Regions from separate parts of the Homo sapiens genome. Here region 2 is linked to region 1. Evidence: chromatin contacts called from ENCODE Hi-C or POLR2A ChIA-PET data. All regions are on one chromosome and are shown on one strand. Each heading gives the region's core, a stretch centred on a gene start or an enhancer-like site at or near the end of the contact. The rest is flanking DNA. Distances are from core to core; before and after follow the strand shown. Region 1 overlaps LOC105373210 (a long non-coding RNA gene). Region 2 has its middle 9.4 kb from the start of LINC01348.

The links. A loop is a pair of places that touch in the nucleus more often than their neighbours do. ChIA-PET counts read pairs that join two places held with the same protein, here RNA polymerase II (POLR2A). Pooled maps may share reads with other maps.
Region 2: a map of esophagus muscularis mucosa shows a loop between it and region 1 (2.4-fold over the local background). The contact joins two enhancer-like sites. A Hi-C loop is called at or near these places in 2 of 168 maps with a recorded cell type or tissue (esophagus muscularis mucosa and sciatic nerve), 1 of 37 single-sample maps with no recorded cell type and 5 of 50 pooled maps. POLR2A ChIA-PET finds 5 or more read pairs at or near these places in 3 of 52 experiments (GM12878, OCI-LY7 and activated T-cell).

What each region holds. Positions count from the first base shown.
Region 1 is chr1:234,741,808-234,747,015 of GRCh38, reverse strand. It overlaps LOC105373210 (a long non-coding RNA gene), which reads left to right. Exons shown (of 3, transcript XR_949292.3): 2 at 1-152; 3 at 625-1,480. Among named protein-coding and RNA genes, the nearest start is that of LINC02961, 16 kb to the left of the region's middle. Within about 2 kb of position 3,070, at least 6 of the 41 ENCODE cell types and tissues checked have a DNase peak (open chromatin) inside an H3K27ac peak, as active enhancers do.
Region 2 is chr1:235,057,845-235,063,052 of GRCh38, reverse strand. No RefSeq gene overlaps it. Among named protein-coding and RNA genes, the nearest start is that of LINC01348, 9.4 kb to the left of the region's middle. Within about 2 kb of position 2,137, at least 9 of the 41 ENCODE cell types and tissues checked have a DNase peak (open chromatin) inside an H3K27ac peak, as active enhancers do.

The DNA.
Region 1 (5,208 bases), core at 1,821-4,320:
TGCCTGCTGCAGGGCTTCTCAGCCTGGGCTGGATCCTGGACAGACAGGCCCAGGCAGGCTGTGCACTGTGACCTGGGGCCTTGCTGTGAACAAAGAGGACTTCAAGAGGAGATGGCCTGGAGGAGTTCGCCTTTGTGGTCATTTTGCTTCAGGTAAATCCTGTATAACCAGGAACCAGGGATAATGAGTCAGGGACCGACCATGAGAAACACACTGTTCTAACACAGCTTCTGAAGAGCCTTCTGGAGGGGGCTCGAGCTTCCCACATGGGGGGCCTCTTTCCAAGACCCAACTGCCTAATTTGGAATCTCCCAAAAAGTTTGTTTGCTTTTGTGCGCACATGATTCCCAAGACAGTGTGTTAAATGACTTGAATGAATCATCCACTGCTCCCTCCATTTATCTACCACCTGCTTCCTTTTCAGTCCGTGACAACCTGGCTTCCATCAAACCAATCAGCCCATCACCCAATACTAGCTGTTCCAAATATAAATTGTTGTCTTTGTCACTTTGCGTAGTCACTCTCCTCTTGAAATATACACATGTTGTGAAAGGACTCTAGAAATAAATCTTTCCTCATTAAAATTTTCTACACATGCGTTAATTTTTCCTCCCTTTTCAACAGCGGACCAGTCAGCAAATAATGACTGCCCTTGGTCATCCCTGGGAAGATAAAGGATTATTAAAAGAGGGCCCGGCAGCTTGCAGATTACACCTGCTACATTTGGAGTGGAAAGAGGCTTCTCTGTCAGTGCCCCTTGCCCCCATGGAAAGACACTAATAGCAATCTTCAACCATAATTGTTTGGTCCATTTTGTTCTGGACCAAGTTTGCATAAGTTTTAAGCCTGAAAGTCAAAGAAAAACGAAATCTTACACGTCAACATGGCCTTTCCATCACTTGAAAAAGGCACCCTCTCTCTCTCTTTCTCTCTGCCTCGTAAACACAGCGGTCTTGCTCAGAGCAATCTTGAGCTCTGAGCTGTGAAGAATTGCTGTAGGTAGGAAGAAACGTTGGCTCTGGAATTCAATTAACTGTCAGCATTGCTGTTCGAGTCAGGATGACTCACTCCTCTTCAGCAAATGGGCATGGGGGCTGTGAGCCTCCAAGATTAATGGTGATTGATAAGCCGCTGGAGCTCCAGGACGAAGCCTCCCAGAATCCTTCCCTCACCCACACACGTTTTTACATGAAAATATAATAGATAGTGGGAGAGGATGTGTGAGTACAGAGGAGATGCTGTCAAGAATTTGCCTGTATCCTTTTCTTTTATATTGGTAAGTTTCACTGGATTCTAAGCTACTGAAAAGCAGGGACTATGTTTTATATTTCTTTTCTCTCAGTTCATGTCCAAATTAATGCATCAGGTGAAAAGAAAGGATGCTGTCTGATACCCCATGAGGTAGGTATGAGGCCCATTCTATAAATGAGGGGAAGCAACGTGCTAATAAGAGAAAAAGCTAGGACTCGGTCCCAGAAAGTCTGCCAAGGGTGCCAGCTCCAACCGCTGCAGGTGCCGCCTCTTCACGAGCACGTTACGCCATTTCTCTCTTTAACACGGAAAGCAAAATGTGGGCCTGACTGTGGTGAGGGCATGCTTTTCCATTCTAAATGGCAGCTAGCATGCATTACATGTACAATATACAACAGGAATACAATACGCGGGAGAGAAAACCTTCCCTCCCCTTTTCCTCAGGCACCTGGCTGGTTCAGGCTCCAGTGGCTTGGTTTTGTCGCTGGTGTTGTTAGTTTCCCCCAGCATCCCCATTCATTTTCCAGAATCCTCTGTCCCTCATTGTAGTTTTGTATTTGCAGATACAATCTAGGAAACAATTCAGATGGGAAAAGAAATCTTTTCATGAGAAAGGATAGTAAAATTAACAGAAAGCTGGTTAAACTTACAATTTCCTCAAGTATTGAGAATAAACATGAATCCATGAGAATAAAAACTCAGTATGGATTTGTCCACAACGCTTAGGAGGAACATGTTAGAAGTGCCACATGCAGGCCAGGCGTGGTGGCTCACGCCTGTAATCCCAGCATTTTGGGAGGCCGAGGCAGGAGGATCAAGAGGTCAGGAGATCAAGATCATCCTGGCTAACACGGTGAAACCCTGTCTCTACTAAAAAAAATACAAAAAATTAGCCGGGTGTGGTGGCATAAGCCTGTAGTCCCAGCTACTCGGGAGGCTGAGGCAGGAGAATCGCTTGAACCCGGGAGGTGGAGCTTTCAGTGAGCCGAGACGCACCACTGCACTCCAGCCTGGGTGACAGAGCGAGACTCTGTCTCAAAAAAAAAAAAAAAGAAAAAGAAAAAGAAAGAAAAAGAAATGCCACATGCATGTAAGAGTCCAGGCAGGGTGGTCAAACTGTCAGATGCGCAACATTCGAGGGGCAAAAAGGATGAAATAAGATGCTCTCTAAACGCATGAGCAAGACCAGCTGTCAAAGCACTGGCGCCTTTATTCACACATTTTGTAAACCTCAGGTAGACAGGAGACAGCAGTAAGTACGTGACCTCAGCGCGTGATCCTCATTCAAACTGGAATTCGAGTATCACTGGTCTCAGCTGCAGACATTTCAGAGTGGGTCCATTTGCTCTTAGGAACTTCCAGGGCACCCCAGCACCACTTGTTTTTGCCTTTGTCTTTGCTTTCCTTCCCCACATCCCTACAAAACCAAACAGACTTGCTCTCCCAGCTTCACAAAGAGAAACGGATTCCAAGAGGAAATCACTTCACAGCAAGTGAGCCCTGGGAAGAATTAAAGACTGAGGAGCCCTTGTAATGAGATTAAGGGAAAAATGCTTTTGTGCATCCAACTCAGACCCGTCCTCAGTATGCAGGACGCGAGTGGTGCCAAAACAAACATGGGTATTGTTTTGGGAAGGAAAAGGTTAACAAGCTATGAAAACAAAATTAGAGATATTTTCAAAGCATGACCCTCAGCAGAATGAGTAGAATGCAGTCTACCCAGGCAGCAGCATTCCCTCCTCACTTGACATTTATCCTGCAGCTTGTGGGGGAGCAGCTTCGGCTGTTATGTTCCCAACGGATGAGGAGGGAGCTGCACTCCTTGCGGCGGAGAAGCCGCATCCACTGGGCAGAGGCATAAAAGCTTGGGTCCAGGGGAAAAAGACATCGAGCTCCTTGGCGCCTTCTTAGAGAGGAGCTTAGAAAAAATTCTCTGTGGATCTTGCAGAGCTTGAAACATACGCTTTCATCTTCCCTCTGGCAAAAGCACTTAGCCTGGAATTGGAAATTCCGAGTTTGTTTCCAGATTTGGTCTCAGACTGGCCCTGAACACAAGAGCTGTGTCTCAGTTTCCTCATTCTGTCCATTCAGGTTTATTGGATGCCCACTGTGTACCAGGCTGAGGGCTTCCTGCTGTGGCTCTATAGTGGAAGGGCTTATCCTTGTCTTGACGGGACTCAAGCTCTTGTGAGGAAACAGATATGCAAAGAGATAATTATTACTGCAGTATAGAATGCATATACATGTAATGTTTATCAAATGGAACAGCTTTTAATTGGTTCACAAATCTAGCAGTAATGTGGCCAATGTCAGTGGACATCTGATACACAAGTAGAGTGTGTGTGTGTGTGTGTGTGTGTGTGTGATCGGACACCCAGTACCCTTCCTGGTTCTTTAAGAGCCTGTGAGAGCCCCTGTCCATGTCCTAAGCCTGATTACGGTGACAGAGACTGTCGCTTGGCCGTAGAGTTGGAGCCACAACGATGACATGGTATGTGACAGAGCCGAGATGAAGGAATAGGGAATGGTTCCTTGCTACTCTTCATCCAAAAAAGATTGCTAGTGCCCACGAGTGCCCGGGCTGTCTTAGTTTAATTCCATGCACACAGACTCCAGCATTTAACCATCAGAGTCAGAGATGTTTTATAAACAGAGTCACGAGCCCTAGCAAGAGAGAGAAGCAGGTCAGAGCGTTGAGGTGTCTGCGCAGGTTTTATGAGAAGGCACCCCGTTTTCTCCAACAAGACTCAAAATCTTGTTTGTTGCATTCAAGTCTCAGCTCTTCCAGGGTCTTCCGGCATCATTCTTGGCATTTTAGATGAACTTTCTGAACTTGGCTCAGAATGAGGTGGTGAAGCTTATTTCCAACGTCTTTGTGATTATTTCATACTTGACACCTCACATCCCTGGCTGGAGATCTCCCAAGATCTGAATTGACGGGTTTCATTTCCATGCATCTCAAAGTAGACATACTAAACGGAAGTGCACGGGGTGGCTTGGGCTCAGAGAGGACGGGCTGCGGGCGGTGACCTACCTAAAATTCTTGCTCCAATTATTGAAATATAGCCACGTCGTTTTTCTGAGACTTGTGATAATTAGCCAAGAAATTTGCTGACACTTAAAAGTAAATTTGGTATGAGCAGGTATTACAGAAAAACAATTCTACTGCCCATTCCTTCTTTTTTTTTTTTTTTTTTTGAGACTGAGTCTCGCTCCGTTCTGTTGCCCAGGCTGGAGTGCAGTGGCCTGATCTTGGCTCACTGCAAGCTCCGCCTCCCGGTTCACGCCATTCGCCTGCCTCAGCCTCCCGAGTGGCTGGGACTATAGGCGCCCGTCACTACGCCTGGCTAATTTTTTGTTATTTTTAGTAGAGACGGGGTTTCACCGTGTTAGCCACGATGGTGTCGATCTTCTGACCTCATGATCCGCCTGCATCGGCCTCCCAAAGTGCTGGGATTACAGGCGAGATCCACCGCGCCCAGCCTCTACTGCCCATTCCTTCTTAATTCACAGAAGAATTACCGATAATCTACTTTTTGGCTCTCTGGTTAATTTCTGGTTAACTGTTAAGTACCAAGAGTTTTGGTAACCTAATGTGAAATTAATCAAGCTTTTTATTTCCAGGCCTGTATGTGAGATTTGACTTGTCCTTCCAGATAAGGTATTTACGTTCATTTTAACATAGGTTTCTTTGCATGTATTTACCCAGTCCTTGATTATCTGGAACAAAAATTACTAATCCTATACTGGCTTCCTCTCTTGCTTCTGGGTGACTTCCCTCCTTTCTCCTGCCCATCCCAGTCAGGAATTTCTGTGGTACTGAATATACCATGGCACTTATTCCATGACGTGTCTTACGGGAAACAAGAAGATTGATACCCATTTTTGTTGCCCTGATGAATGAAGCTTACATCTGAAATCTCTTTTTAAAAATTTTTTAAACATTTTTTATTTTAA
Region 2 (5,208 bases), core at 888-3,387, 320 kb before region 1:
GGGGCGATGGCTGAGAAAGGAAATTGCATTGTTTTGGGGCTGTCTCAGGAAGGACATTTGATACATCCACAAAGTTTAGCCTTCCAAGTGGCCTCCACTTTCAGCCAGTGCATTGGTTGGCAACTCCTGGGTAGGAGTCCAGGTTACTGGGGAAGGGAAGTGGAGGGTCTGTAGGAGGATGGGGGTCCAAGAGAGCTGTAGAGCCAGCAGGCTGCCCTTCTGTGCTGTTCCAGGTGAGAACTGCCATCATCACACACTGGGAGGTTCAGTCATGGCTGTTAGCCGGGGCACAAGCCAACAGATGTATCAGCAACCTGAGATGGCATGGCACCTGGATGTGCAGCCCGGAAGGGGTGTGCATGTGGAGGAAGGGACTCGGGCCCAGCTCGGCTGCGGGCCTCCACAGTACCTGTTGGGGGTGGGGCTGGTCTTGAGTAACCCCTGAATGGACTTTACCCTGAAGCCGGTTTGTGTAACTCCCGTAATTAGCTAACTAGGTTAGTCATTGCTTACGCCCTCCTGAGTCCTCAACCTTTTTTTATTTTTTCAGGACGATCTCTATAAACAGGTCATACAATATGCCACACGTTTTCTGCCAAATTCCTCTGCAGATACTTGACTCCATTTTGCGTATTCAGGTGGCTCCAAGGCAGGCCACCTTCTCTTGCTGAGTGTCCTGACCTAGGGGTGATTTCACCGGTGGCTGCAGCCTTTCCCGCCCAACCTGGTTTTACTTAAGGGATAGACTGTGTTATTTTTTATTTTTTGAGACAGAGTTTCGCTCTGTCACCCAAGCTGGAGTGCAGGGGCATGATCTCGGATCACTGCAACCTCTGCCTCCTGGGTTCAAGTGATTCTCCTGCCTCAGCCTCCTGAGTAGCTGGGACTACAGGCACCCGCCACCATGCCCGGCTAATTTTTGTATTTTTAGTAGAGATGGGGTTTCACCTTATTGGCCAGGCTGGTCTTGAACTTCTGACCTTGTGATCTGCCCACCTCGGCCTCCCAAAGTGCTGGGATTATAGGCGTGAGCGACCGTGCCCAGCCTAGACTGTGTTATTTTGTTCACCCATGTATACCTTTATTCACTCCCTCCTGCCCCAAATGTTATTGAACATCGACTAAGCCAGGCACTCTGCAAACTGTATCAATCTAACTGAGGCTCCATCCCCAACCTGGAGAGCTTGTAAGCTAAGCACTATTAAAGGAGTTCCTGTATGAACCAAATCCTGGAGTCCTCCACACAGTTATTGATGCAGAGTTGCTCAGCATCTTTCATAGAGAAAATGCAGTCACATCCAATCTGTCATCAATAATATGAAATACTTATTTTGCTTATATTCAATATCATCAGAGGATCATTCAGAACAGGTGCTACCTAGATTTAAGACTCTTGGTGCTGTCATTATAATCAAAAGCACCTAACGACAGCCCACACATGCTAATGCAAACATAATAATATTAGTGCTTTTGGTTAAAACACGGCTCAGTGAAAGATTTCTGCAGGCCAGACGTAGTATGCAAGTGAAACTTTATTTTTAAACCCTTTGAGTAGCCCAGTGAAACAAGAATACTGTAATAAAGGTTATGTGCAGAGTGGAAACTTATCCCAGGGGTTTCTCCCACAATACACCTCACCTGGGTAAACATACATTTGCATATCAATGCATGGATTACAGACTTTTCCTTTTCTGAGAAAGAGAAGGTACCCTGTTACACACACAGGAGACCAACAGCCAGGAGCTTTCAAGTCCCATGCAATCTGAGAACAGAGGACTTAGGTCTTCAGAGCCCCAGAGGCCAGTCCTCTATAGCAATCTCTCTCTTCTTTCTCTTAGTGCATGGGGATTCTGTTTTGTAACTCGCCCCGCCTTCAGAGATGGCCTACTCCCATCTGGGAGGCTGTGCTGGCTTCTGCAGGAGCCAGCCAGATTTTGAAATTGCATTTGGAGCCAGTCACTGTAGAAAGGCTGGTTCTTGGAGGGGAAGAAAGGTGGCTTTGATAGTTATTGATGAGCTCACCAGGTAGGAATGGGACCTTTCAAATAGGGCAAATTAAATCCCAGGCCTTGAGCTTGGGGCCTGGGATTTGCTGCTGCTGCATTGCAAAGAGCAGGTGGGCAGGCTCTGGGAGTATCAGATGCACAAAGTACAGGTGAACAGGTAACCAGATTGGTATCTCTGCAGGTGCCCTGAGGCTGGGAAACAGCACTGGCGGGGTGGAGAGGCAGCCTGCAACTCGGTGTCCCTCTTGCCTGAAGCAGCCAACAGGTTAACCCAGGTCTGTTCCTGCAGGACTGACATGCGCTGGTTCCAGCCGATGAAAGCAGATGCAAATCAGTGCAATTTCCTCTGCAGCAATAATTAACCCACGGGAACCTTGCTGGAGCAGGTAGTTTCAGGAGAATGGCACTGAAGATGTTGGAGAGAGATTAGCATTTTTCAGCTCTCATCGCAGTGATTTGCGCTGCATTTTAGTGTGTATTCAGTTCCAACTCATTACCATAAAAAAAAAAACCCTCATACATTAAATTGCTAGGCAGGGGGAATCGACTTTGTTTAGGTAGATAGAGAGCCTGGGATGCTAGTGGACATTGCTGGAGAACTGGCCGTGAAAGTGTGTCCTCAGTTTCCTGATTTGTCATGGGAGGAACTTGGCCTCTCCAACCTCTAGAACCAGTCCAGCTGGCAACCTACTATTCTGTTTCCTTCCTTCCTTCCTTCCTTCCTTCCTTCCTTCCTTCCTTCCTTCCTTTTTATTTGAGATGGAGTCTTGCTCTGTCTCCCAGGCTGGAGTGCAGTGGCGTGATCTCAGCTCACAGCAACCTCCGCCTCCCGGGTTCAAGCAATTCTCCTGCCTCAACCTCCTGAGTAGCTGGGATTACAGGCGCATGCTACCATGCCCGGCTAATTTTTGTATTTTTTTTAGTACAGACGGGGTTTCACCATGTTGGCCAGGCTGGTCTCAAACTCCTGACCTTGTGATCCGCCTGCCTAGGCCTCCCAAAGTGCTGGGATTACAGGCGTGAGCCACTGCCCCAGGCCTGTTTGCTTTTATGAATTGGAGGACTGCCTGGGCCCAGGGAAGCCGCTATTCATCTGCCTAAGCTGTAGCTGTTGGATGACACAGGATCCTCATCTCAAGTTGCTTTGAGGACAAGACCACTTTCTTGGGCCCCTCTGCACGTGGGCAGTCCTTCCATGATGACAGCTGCCCTGTTATGGTGGGATTACTTTGGAGGGTGGATGTGGCCCAGGGAAGTGTGTATTCTCAGTGGGCAGGCCTTCTGTTTTGATCATTTTGTAGCCCAGCATCTAACACAAGGTGCTCGTGACTCAAGACCTTATGTAAAGAGGGAGGGATGAACACAAGGAAGAAAGTTCCCCAGAAATCCTTCCTTACACCTGAACCGATTCCTTCCTATATGTCCTCAGCTTGAGTCATTTTCTGTAGCTCCCTCTTATTTCCATCAGATACTTGGATACATTTTAAATTGTATCCCCCGAATATCAGTGAGAGAAATCACATCCATGATCTACACTGCATTGACCAGGCCATCCAGACAGAGAGCGGGGATGGCTTGTCTCCCAGGGCAGTGGTGCCACGTGCCAGCCTAGAGGTTTCGGTTTACCTGCATGCACCACGGTCCCTTGAGAATCTGTGCCCTTCCCCTCCTGGTAGGGGATGCTTGGAAAGGGTCAATCTGAGGCCCTTGCTTTCATGAAGGGCCTTGAGGCCCACAGCCAGGCTTCTAGAAATCTAGAATTGACCCTGGTTTCCAGAATGACCAGTTTGCATTTCCTTTATCTGCACAAAGAAGCGGATTTCTTGGGGGTCTTCTGGGTGTGAGCGTAGTGAGTGTGAATGCATCAAGGTGCCTAAAAATACAAGGACAGATGCCAAATATAAGCATTTTTACCTTGAAGCTGCCTTGAATTGAGTTTCGCAGGAAAAGTGTATTAAAATAATTCTTAAAAACTTGGAGCTCTTAAATGTTTCTATTTCTGGGGGGTGGGGGATGGGGATAACTGTCTCCACTGCCTGCCTGCCTTCTTTCCTTCTTTCCTTTTTTTCTCTTTCTCCTTTCTTCCTTCCTTCCTCCCTCCCTTCCTTCTCCTTCCTTCCTTTCTTTCCTCTTTCTTTCCTCTTTCTCTCTCTCTTTCTATCTTTCTTTCTTCTTTCTTTCTTTTCTTTCTTTCTCTTTCTTCTTTCTTTCTTTCTCTTTCTCTCTCTCCTTCCTTCCTTCTCTCTCTCTTTCTTTTTTTTATAAAGTATTTTAAAAATCAGCCTGGCCAACATGGTGAAACCCTGTCTCTATTAAAAATACAAAAATTAGCCGGGCATGGTGGCAGGTGCTTGTAATCCCAGCTACTCAGGAGGCTGAGGCAGGAGAATCGCTTGAACCTGGGAGGCGGAGGTTGCAGTGAGCTGAGATTGCGCCACTGCATTCCAGCCTGGGAGACAGAGCGAGACTCCATCCCCCCCCAAAAAAAAAATGTTAAATGCAGTTTCATTAGGAGACCCCTTAGAGCCGGATTGTGAGCACAAATGGAGGTGCTGGTTCCAACATGGAAGGGCAATTCCTGGTTATGAGGGTATCATCCAGACAACCCACAATAAACCGTAATTTTTTCGTACTACTAACAAAAGGCAAAGATAAAATGAAAAAAAAAATCCATGAGAAAGAATGTGGAGTGATCTGAGCATGTGCTTGAGAAGCAGCAGCACACGCTCTGAAAATCAGGACTGCATTTCTGGCTCTGTCTTGTAAGGGTATGTGGCTTTGGGCAAATTACTTGACTTTGTCAAGCCTCAGTTTCCTCATGAGGAGTAAAACCAGGATTATAATAGCATATCCCTCCTAGGCTTGCTGTGAGGAATAACTCAGAATTACATAAAGTGTGTCATAGAATGTCCTGTATGTAGGAAGCACCAAGGCATGGGCGGGAGATGAGATGCCCAGCCCTGAATGATCACAGGACCTCAAGCTGAAGAGGACCTCAGAGGCCATGTAAGCCAGCTTGATGGATAGACCTCAGGGGCCAGGAAGGCTCAGGGTCTGCCAGGGGGCCCAGAGAAAGCTGGCGGAGTTGCTGAAACCAAGCACCATGGCTCCACACTCTCCCCAGGTGGCACGAAGCAAGCCTCGTGTCTTCTCTTCATTACAGTCTGCCTCTTTGTGCAGGAAGATCACCTGTGTTTGAAAT